3 separate regions of the Homo sapiens genome follow, and all the other regions are linked to region 1. Evidence: chromatin contacts called from ENCODE Hi-C or POLR2A ChIA-PET data. All regions are on one chromosome and are shown on one strand. Each heading gives the region's core, a stretch centred on a gene start or an enhancer-like site at or near the end of the contact. The rest is flanking DNA. Distances are from core to core; before and after follow the strand shown. Region 1 overlaps TRANK1 (tetratricopeptide repeat and ankyrin repeat containing 1). Region 2 overlaps MLH1 (mutL homolog 1). Region 3 overlaps TRANK1 (tetratricopeptide repeat and ankyrin repeat containing 1).

Region 1 (2,879 bases), core at 165-2,664:
TTACTTTTTGCTGTGAGAATGACTTTTAGGTTATAAATTTTACAAAAACAGTTCGGAGCTGGTCTCGTCAACTGGCTTTAGAAATACCATCTTTGGTGTGCATGTAGTTGGGTGTAATTGAGGCTGTAAATAAATGAGGAATAACTTAAAGTTGATGGGCGAAGGGGATAAGTTGCACTGGTAATGCCTTAGGTTTAGTGCAGGCCACTTTACTGGGCTTTGGTCGGGGGCAGGATGGTGAGACAGCTGAGGGGGGTGGTGGCAAGGTGTTCCGGTCTTGTCCTATTTAAATGCCCTGGGTAGGGAAGACTTGGGTGCAGCACCACATACTTTTCCAGGGGCCTTATGAAATATTTTGAGTGAGTTTCTTAAGAAAATTCCTGTTCTTCTTGTCCCACATTTGTACCCCTTTCCCCAAGAAAAAAAGAAAAAAACAAAACAAAACACATTGAAGTCCCCAGGATATATTCTGACTTTGGATTTTTATCCTTGACTGTCTGTGGCACCCTTCCTGCGGGGAAGAGGAAAGAGTCACTTTTAAGAGAGAGAGAAAGAAAGAGAGGAGAGGAGAGGAGAGAAAGAAAGAGAGGAGAGGAGAGGAGAGGAGAGGAGAGAAACAAAGCAAGAAAAAGAAAGCAAGCAAGAAAGTAAGTGAGCAAGCAAGCAAGCAAGCAAGCAAACAGGCAAGAAAGAAAGATAGATAGAAAGATAGAAGGAAAAGGACGGTCATGGTGGCTCAAGCCTGTAATCCCAGCACTTTGGGACACGAGGCGGCCGGATCACTTGAGGTCAGGAGTTCGAGACCAGTCTGGCCAACATGGGGAAACCCTATTTCTACTAAATATAGAAAGTTAGCTGGGCATGGTGGGATTACAGGGCGCACGCCTGTAATCCCAGCTACTCAGGAAGCTGAAGCAGGAGAATGGCTTGAATTCGAGAGATGGAGGTTGCAGTGAGCCAAGATTGCGCCACTGCACTCCAGCCTGGGTGACAGAGTGAGACTCCATCACACACACACACACACACACACACACACACAAAAGAGACATACTCTTTCTAGCTTCAACTTGGATCTACTGCTACTGCCAGCATTCCCGAGTTAATCTTGGATCATTGACTGCTTTTGGGCTCTTTTGGCAACCCTAAACAAAAAAAGCAAGCAAGCAAACAAAAAACCCCAAAAAAATAAAATAAAAAAGTAAACAAATTTGTTGTCAAGAATTCAAGCAGTACCCAGATAATGTATGAAGGGAAAGCCATCCTCTCTGCCCATTTCAGTAATAACCCCTCCATAGGCCATCTGTGTTGCCAGTCTTTGCTGTAATCCTGTATGTCAGTTACAGAACTTCATGTGTATACGTATACACAATGAGTCATAAAACCCACAACCACCTGGATCTGCTCTGTTTCAGACTTGCTTGTTTCAAAATCTACTCAGTGCATTTGCATTTTTCTTGCATCTTCTTCCTCATATGTAGCTCAGCAGCCTGTGACAGCTTCCAACAACTAGAGTTTGAATTCTCATAGAGACATAGTGAAAATTTCTGAAAGCCAGCCAGGCAGCTGTGCAATTGTCCTTAAGTATTTTGTAGCTTTTACACCATTAACGAAACTGAAAGTGCAGGGTAGAGTGCTCAGTGCCAGCCAAAATATAAGATACCCTAGTGATTTTACTGGGTGCTGATCTTTTAGCCTCTGTCTTGGCCCTTCAGAGTGTAGTTTGGCTCTTAAAGTGAGGCCACCTAGGTTGGAATTCTCACATTACCAATTTCAGTGTGACTGTGGCAAGTGGTAAGTGGCTTAACCTGTCTTTGCTTCACTTTCCTTATGTGCAAAATAGAGATAGAGTCACGCTGACCTTATAGCACTTTTTTTTTTTTTTGACAGAGTCTCACTCTGTTGCCCAGGCTGGAATGCAGTGGCTTGATCTCAGCTCACTACAACCTGCATCTCCTGGGCTTAAGTGATTCTCGTGCCTCAGCTTCCTGAGTAGCTGGGGCTATAGGCATGCACTACCATGCCTGGCTAATTTTTGTATATTTTTAGTAGAGATGGGGGTTTCACCATGTTGGCCAGGCTGGTCTCGAACTCCTGACCTCAGCTAATCTGCCTGCTTCGGCCTCCCAAAATGTTGGGTTTACAGGCGTGAGCCACTGTGCCTGGCCGAGGCTTCTTATAAGAATGAAAAGACACAATGATGTAAAGCACATAGTAGGTACTTAGCAGATATTAGCTATGAAGAATATTGTCATTATGGTAAATTATTACCACTTTTATTTAATAATTTCATCTTATAAATAAATCATCAGTTGGTCAGTTTTTTCTTTTTTTTAAAGACCCAACAACGGAGCCATCTGTATTCTATTGTAGAGATATAAAGCATTCTTCCGTGTAATGAGAATGTAACTCTCAATGAATCCTATTAGGAAGAAAAAAGCCTTCTGTATGGTTGGCATTCCTTCTTTCACCTTTGATGTGATTGTATCAATAAAAAGCAGAAACATAGGTGGGTGAATACATTTGTTGTTGCTCACATAACATTAAGAGCTGACTTGGTTTCTAGAGAACTATGAAAAATAATATTGAAATGAAGAGTTTTTTTTTTGTATTTGTAAATACAATGGAAATACCTTGTGTTTGAATTCTTCAGTTAAACCCTTAAAGAGTCTGTTTGATAACATTTATGGTCTGATTAGTAAGAGGGTACATCGTAGAGTGATTGGAAATTCAGAAAATCAAGGAAGAAAATTAAAATTCTGTCAAATCCCAAAGGCGTGGCTTTTAACATTTTGGCATATTTTCAATACATTTTATGTATTTAAAACAATTTGGGATTATATGCCTTTTCAACCTTATAGGCCTATATTTTTCATTTACTA
Region 2 (2,879 bases), core at 240-2,739, 110 kb before region 1:
GCTCACTGCAACCTCCGCCTCCCGGGTTCAAGTCATTCTCCTGTCTCAGCCTCCCGAGTAGCGGGGATTACAGGCATGCGCCACCACGTCTGGCTAATTTTGTATTTTTAGTAGAGATGGGGTTTCACCATGTTGGTCAGGCTGGTCTTGAACTCTTGATTTCAGGTGATCCACCTGCCTCAGCCTCCCAAAGTGCTGGGATTATAGGTGTGAGCCACAGCACCCGGCCAGGGAGTTTTATAAATTAGATTCAGAACGTGTGTTTTTTCCTGAAAAAAGTGAAAGCAGCTTTAAGTAGGATGAAAAATAATCCTCCAGATATGTTAGGCTTCTCTCTCTAGCCATTTCTGGTGTTGAGGCTCTATCAAAATTCTTTACTAAAAATAAAAGATAAACTTGCTTTTTTTTCTGGTGTGTGTGTTTATTCAATTGAACAACTACTCTACATTCTGAAGTGTTTTTAACTCATGCTTGGAACTGTGGACATTTAAGTTATTTCAAAGGACACTATGGTGGGTGACTTTCAAGTTATGGTCAAAGGCAGACAGTGGACAAGGCCACAGGACCATTCCAGCACCATTCCAGAGGGCAAGTCAGGCAGAGAGAAGATGCAAGTGATTCATGAAAAGCCAAAGTTAGAAGGCAGTTTTATTACAGAATAAAGGAGGTAGGCTGTACTTTTCCCAAAAGGCCATACCTGGGGTTGCTGGAAGTAGGTCCTCTCTTCTCTGACATTTCTGAAGTCCCCTTTGTTGTATCCCCCTCCAAGCTCTGATTTTTGGCAGCCACTTCAGCAGGGGCTGGGAGTTCAAGCATCTCCTCATCTTGCTGCCTAGCCCTGCCACTAGAAATATCTGTCTTATCCTCTGTGACAATGGCCTGGGGCTGACTGGACAGGGGTTTGCTCAGAGGCTGCAGAAATGCATCAAGCTTCTGTTCCCGGGAATCTGTACGAACCATCTGGTGGGCATAGACCTTATCACTACTTCCAGAAGTAGAAGACGAGGTCAGACTTGTTGTGGATTTAACCATCTCCCCAGAGGGGCCAGCAAGTCCTGGTAGCAAAGTCTGTATTAAAAAAAAAAAAAAAAAAAAATATATATATATATATATATATATAGTGGAGAGACTCAGAATAAGAAGTATAGATATACAGGTCCCCAAATGGAGCAGTACTAAGAAAGAAGCTAGTATGAGGTATAATTATCATTGTTATAGAAGCAATTCTGCCCGAAATTTGAAGTATAAAAGGTTTACAGGTATAAAATTCAAGAATTAAGCAAAATCCTTATAATCTTAAAATTATCTTGAAATGGAAGTATCAGTGTAAAATTTTCATATTTTTGTCTTGGGGGGGTGCTCCCAGAAGAAGACTTTTTTTTATTGTGGTAAAATATATATAAAATTTACCATTTTAACCATTTTTAAATGAGAGCTCAGTGGCATTTACATTGTTGCGCAACCATCACCACCAGCTATCTCTAGAACTTTTTCATCTTCCCCAAACTGAAACTCTGTGCCCATTAAACAATTTCTCACTTCCCCTTCCTCCCAGCTCCTGGCAACAACCATTCAACTGTCCATTTTTAAATATACATATTTCCTAGCTCTGACCACTGGAAAAGCCTAAAAGTAATGACTACTCAGTAGCAATGAGGACTCCCAGATCCCAGATTATAGTCTCTAAATACCATTTCCCACTAAAATGAACTAGAGCTCCTCGGAGAAAAGGCCTATTCCAGGGTTTGGGCTGGGAAAGTATAAAATGTGCCTGCAACATCTTGTCTTGTCAGAAACAAGGAAATTATCAAGACAAATGGAAATCCATCAAAAGGTAGAGGGCCCTAGCTCCAAGGGCTTGCTTCCATGGGACTAAGACGGGATAATTTGAGCACCAAAAAGAAAAATGACTACAATTGATTAAAATATGTTGCTCTGTTAACAGCTATGACAAAATACTGAAAGAGCAAAAAACTGAAAGTGAGGAGGGAGGAGATGGAGAGGGAGGGAATAAGAGAAGGAGAAAGAGAAGGGAAAACGTAATTAAACACCACTGGAAATTACTAGGACACCATTCATTCCTTCGAAAATTGATAGCTAGAGGGATATAATTCAGCATTTGGTCTTACTTTCTAGTAAGAACTGTACTTCAGGACAACCAAATAGCTATTAACAAGGGAAAGTTCTTCTATACCAAAGAATTACAGTCAATACAGAAGAAATGATAAAATCAGAAAAGCATAATCTTGCAATCTAATGAAATAACTGATTCAGGTAATGGTCATCACAAAAGGTGAAACGATTAAGCTACATGTTGATGGATAAGTTTACAATGAGGGAATCAGGCTGTCACCAGCTGAACCCACTTATGAATCTTATCACCAGAATGATATAACAACACATTATGCTCCTCCTGCTGGGGTATAATAAGAAGTACAGGGCCAATGGAAACAAAAAGGTACAGTGACTTTTCTAACTTCAAAGAGACTTAAAAGATTTTTAAGAGTAGTTATGGTAATTTCTGCTTCCCAAAACCAACCAGTAAATTAAAAAAATATATATATACACACACACACATACACTTAATATACGTAAGTATATATATACACTTAATATTTATTTAATATGTATATATTTTTGTCCAAGGTTCCCAGCTCATAACTCCCATAGTCCTGTTATCGTCTTCTGTTATAATGTTGGGGTGCTTTAGGCCTCAGAAGGTCTTAGGCAACAGAATTTCTCTTACCTTCTCCTGCTTTCCTTTCACTTGCCCAAGGCAGGACTCTAATTTGATTGTGGGTCATAAGACCCTCATTCCATAGGGGTCCTGCCCCATATCCTGGAGGAAAGAATGGCCACAGAGAGGCCAAGAAGAATCT
Region 3 (2,879 bases), core at 113-2,612, 69 kb after region 1:
TTAAAAAAACAAAACATAGCTTCTCATAAAAACTTTCTACCTGTGTAATGACATGACCTTGTTCAGGTCCCACCTTCTCTCCCAAAGGAAAATGAGTGGATTGGCCTAGCATGGGCATTCTCAATCTTTCCTTCAGCTCATCCCCCTTTATTCCCCAAGTATGTTCTGGCATCCACTATAAGAGATCATATGGCTGGGCGTGGTGGCTCATGCCTGTAATCCCAGCACTTTGAGGGGCCAAGGTGGGCGGATCACCTGACGTCAGGAGTTCAAGACCAGCCTGACCAACATGGTGAAACCCCATCTCTACTAAAAATACAAAAATTAGCCCGGTGTGGTGGTGCATGCCTGTAGTCCCAGCTACTCAGGAGACTGAGGCAGGAGAATTGCTTGAACCTGGGAGGTGGAGGTTGCAGTAACCCAAGATTGTGCCACTGCACTCCAGCCTGGGTGATAGAGCAAGACTCCATCTTAAAACAAAAAACAAAAAACAAAAAACAAACTAAAAAACCAAAGATCATAGAAGCTAAGTGACTTTTTTAAATTTAAAAATTCAAAATGAAAACAGATCACAATTTATTTTATGTTTTGGCAGCATTAAGAATGCAAGAAAAAGTGCAGTCTTAATTACAAATTTTAAGTTGTACATAGTAAAGTCTTCTAAAGCATCTGTTCCCATTGTGTTTGGATTCAGTATGGTGATTATGTAATTTGTGTTTCTTTTACATGGCATCTGCAGAGTTCACTGGCCCTATTTTGAGATAATATGGATGGGGTTTTGCCGTGGGAATTAAATGTCACAGGGGCACTCATAGCAGCACATACGGAGTCAGAACAAGATGCTAAGTCATCACTGTACTGCTACACAGCACCAGCAGAGGGCGAGCAGGGAGGGATCAGGTTGTGATGCTTAACGTGTTTTTGCACCTTCTAAACAAATCTGACCTGTCTGCCTCACTCCCCTGTTGATATCCATTGGCCTAGGTGTCTCTGATTCCTTCAGCTCTGATTTGTCTGCCAGTATTACCCTGGTATTCACTGTATTTTGTGTGTTTCATGAATCTGTGGCTCAGAACTTGCAGGGATTGTCACCCATTGTCTAGTGATACTCTGGGGGATGCAGGTGGCAGGGTGGGGGTGGGGTGCAGTGCTGAAATAGTCACCAGCAGGCTAGTGAGGATAACAGAAGGGATGGACAGCAGGTGGTGACAATGGTCTCTGTCCACCAATAGGAATGTGTCAGATTACTTATTGTGATGAGGGCAAAGTTTGCACATTTGGAAATAGTGTAAAATTTGTCACCTTTTTTTTCTTGCTGAAGCCCTGGCCTGGGAGCTTGCTAAGAGCCACTTGACTTTGGGTTTTCAAGGAGGAATTTTTAATTTCTGTCTTCTGATTTGTAGCCATAGAATAGGAAAGTAGACCAAAACTTAAAAACCAAACCACATCCTTTCTCCCCTCTACCTCCTCCTTTCAATAACCTCACAAATGTGGTTTGGTAAGTTAAAATATATCTTACATGAATACTAGAAAGACAACACAGGTCAGTCTGCTCTGACTGCCATAACAGAATACTACAGACTAGATGGCCTAAACAACAGAGATGTATTTTCTCACAGTTCTGAAGGCTAGAAGTCCAAGATCAAGGTGTTGGCAGGGTTGGTTTCTTCTGAGGCCTCTCTCCTTGGTTTGCAGCCAGCCACTCTGTGTCCTCACGTGGTCTTTCCTCTGTGCTCTCTTGCCCCTGGGGTCGCCCCGTGTTCTAATTTCTTCTAAGGACACCAGTGAGATTGGATGAGGGGCCATCCTAATGGCCTCATTTTAACCTAGTCACCTCTGTAAAGGCCCTATCTCTCTCCAAATGCAGCCACATTCTGAGGTACCGGGAGTTAGGACTTTAACAAGTGAATTTGATGGCTGGCGGAGGAGATGCAACTCAGCCCATAACAACAGTTTTAAGTGAAAGAAAGCCCAGAGAAGCAAACACACTTTTCTTTCTCATTTTAGACTTTGATGATAGCATGTTCGTTAAGACCTCAACTCCTGCGGAGTGGATTGCACAGGGAGATTACTACGCCAAGCACCAGTGCTGGAAGGTAAGGGGTTGGACTAGGAGGGGTCCTTGTCACTGGTGCCCTCGTCAGACCTCACAGGCAGGTTTCACATCATGGTGTTTGTCACCAGGAAAGGATGAGCGTAATGGTGCTTGTGCCACGTGTTCTGAAACATCAGGTCACCTCAAGATGAGGAGAGCTTCCTGTCCTGCTCCTTTTCTGGTCAGTGCAGGCATGACAACTCTTCATTTTGGCCAAGTGCCAGCATGTGCTGATAGATCATGAAGGGCTATGGCCTTTGCCCCACCAAGGAATCCTTGTATATATTTTCTTTCCCTCCTGTACTCTATGCCTAAAAGCTTTGCTATCATCATACTGCATTTTAAAGCAGTAAAAGATCTTTCATTTGATCTTTCATTTGATTTTTTTCAAATTGATCAAACAGATTTCATTGCCAATCTGAGTCTGGTGAAGATAGGTTAAGGCTTTTTATTACACTGCACTGACCAATTTCCAGTTACAAGCCGTGTTAGTGGTCCTGAGCAGTTTTCTTCCAGGAAGTGTTATCTCTGTAGCAGACCTCTTTACATTTTGAAACCAGGTTAAAGAGCCATGTTGCTTTTCCCAAAGTCAGCATTCCTGCACATCACAGGGTTTTGGGTGGGGCACCATGGCTGGGATGTGTGTCTCCCTTGAAATAGTGGTGATGACTTCACCTGCAAGTTTTAAACACCCTACTAAAAGAGTGCTTTTTTTTTTTTGCTTTAATCTAATAACAACAAGTCAGGTCTTAGGGTTGGTTCTGCAGTTCAACAAAGTCAACAT

What was found. Hi-C counts contacts between places; a loop is a spot of excess contacts on that map. ChIA-PET counts read pairs that join two places held with the same protein, here RNA polymerase II (POLR2A). Pooled maps may share reads with other maps.
Region 2: a pooled map shows a loop between it and region 1 (2.8-fold over the local background). The contact joins two enhancer-like sites. A Hi-C loop is called at or near these places in 2 of 50 pooled maps. POLR2A ChIA-PET finds 5 or more read pairs at or near these places in 2 of 52 experiments (activated T-cell and naive thymus-derived CD4-positive, alpha-beta T cell).
Region 3: a map with no recorded cell type shows a loop between it and region 1 (6-fold over the local background). The contact joins two enhancer-like sites. A Hi-C loop is called at or near these places in 1 of 168 maps with a recorded cell type or tissue (CD4-positive, alpha-beta T cell), 6 of 37 single-sample maps with no recorded cell type and 11 of 50 pooled maps. POLR2A ChIA-PET finds 5 or more read pairs at or near these places in 5 of 52 experiments (AG04450, K562, WTC11 and 2 more).

What each region holds. Positions count from the first base shown.
Region 1 is chr3:36,911,191-36,914,069 of GRCh38, reverse strand. The region is part of intron 1 of TRANK1 (tetratricopeptide repeat and ankyrin repeat containing 1); the gene reads left to right. Among named protein-coding and RNA genes, the nearest start is that of TRANK1, 32 kb to the left of the region's middle. RefSeq lists an enhancer at 1,494-1,543. Within about 2 kb of position 1,414, at least 11 of the 41 ENCODE cell types and tissues checked have a DNase peak (open chromatin) inside an H3K27ac peak, as active enhancers do.
Region 2 is chr3:37,023,826-37,026,704 of GRCh38, reverse strand. It overlaps MLH1 (mutL homolog 1), which reads right to left. Exons shown (of 19, transcript NM_000249.4): 12 at 698-1,068. Among named protein-coding and RNA genes, the nearest start is that of MLH1, 32 kb to the right of the region's middle. Within about 2 kb of position 1,489, at least 3 of the 41 ENCODE cell types and tissues checked have a DNase peak (open chromatin) inside an H3K27ac peak, as active enhancers do.
Region 3 is chr3:36,841,839-36,844,717 of GRCh38, reverse strand. It overlaps TRANK1 (tetratricopeptide repeat and ankyrin repeat containing 1), which reads left to right. Exons shown (of 24, transcript NM_001329998.2): 18 at 2,008-2,096. Among named protein-coding and RNA genes, the nearest start is that of LINC02033, 21 kb to the right of the region's middle. Within about 2 kb of position 1,362, at least 2 of the 41 ENCODE cell types and tissues checked have a DNase peak (open chromatin) inside an H3K27ac peak, as active enhancers do.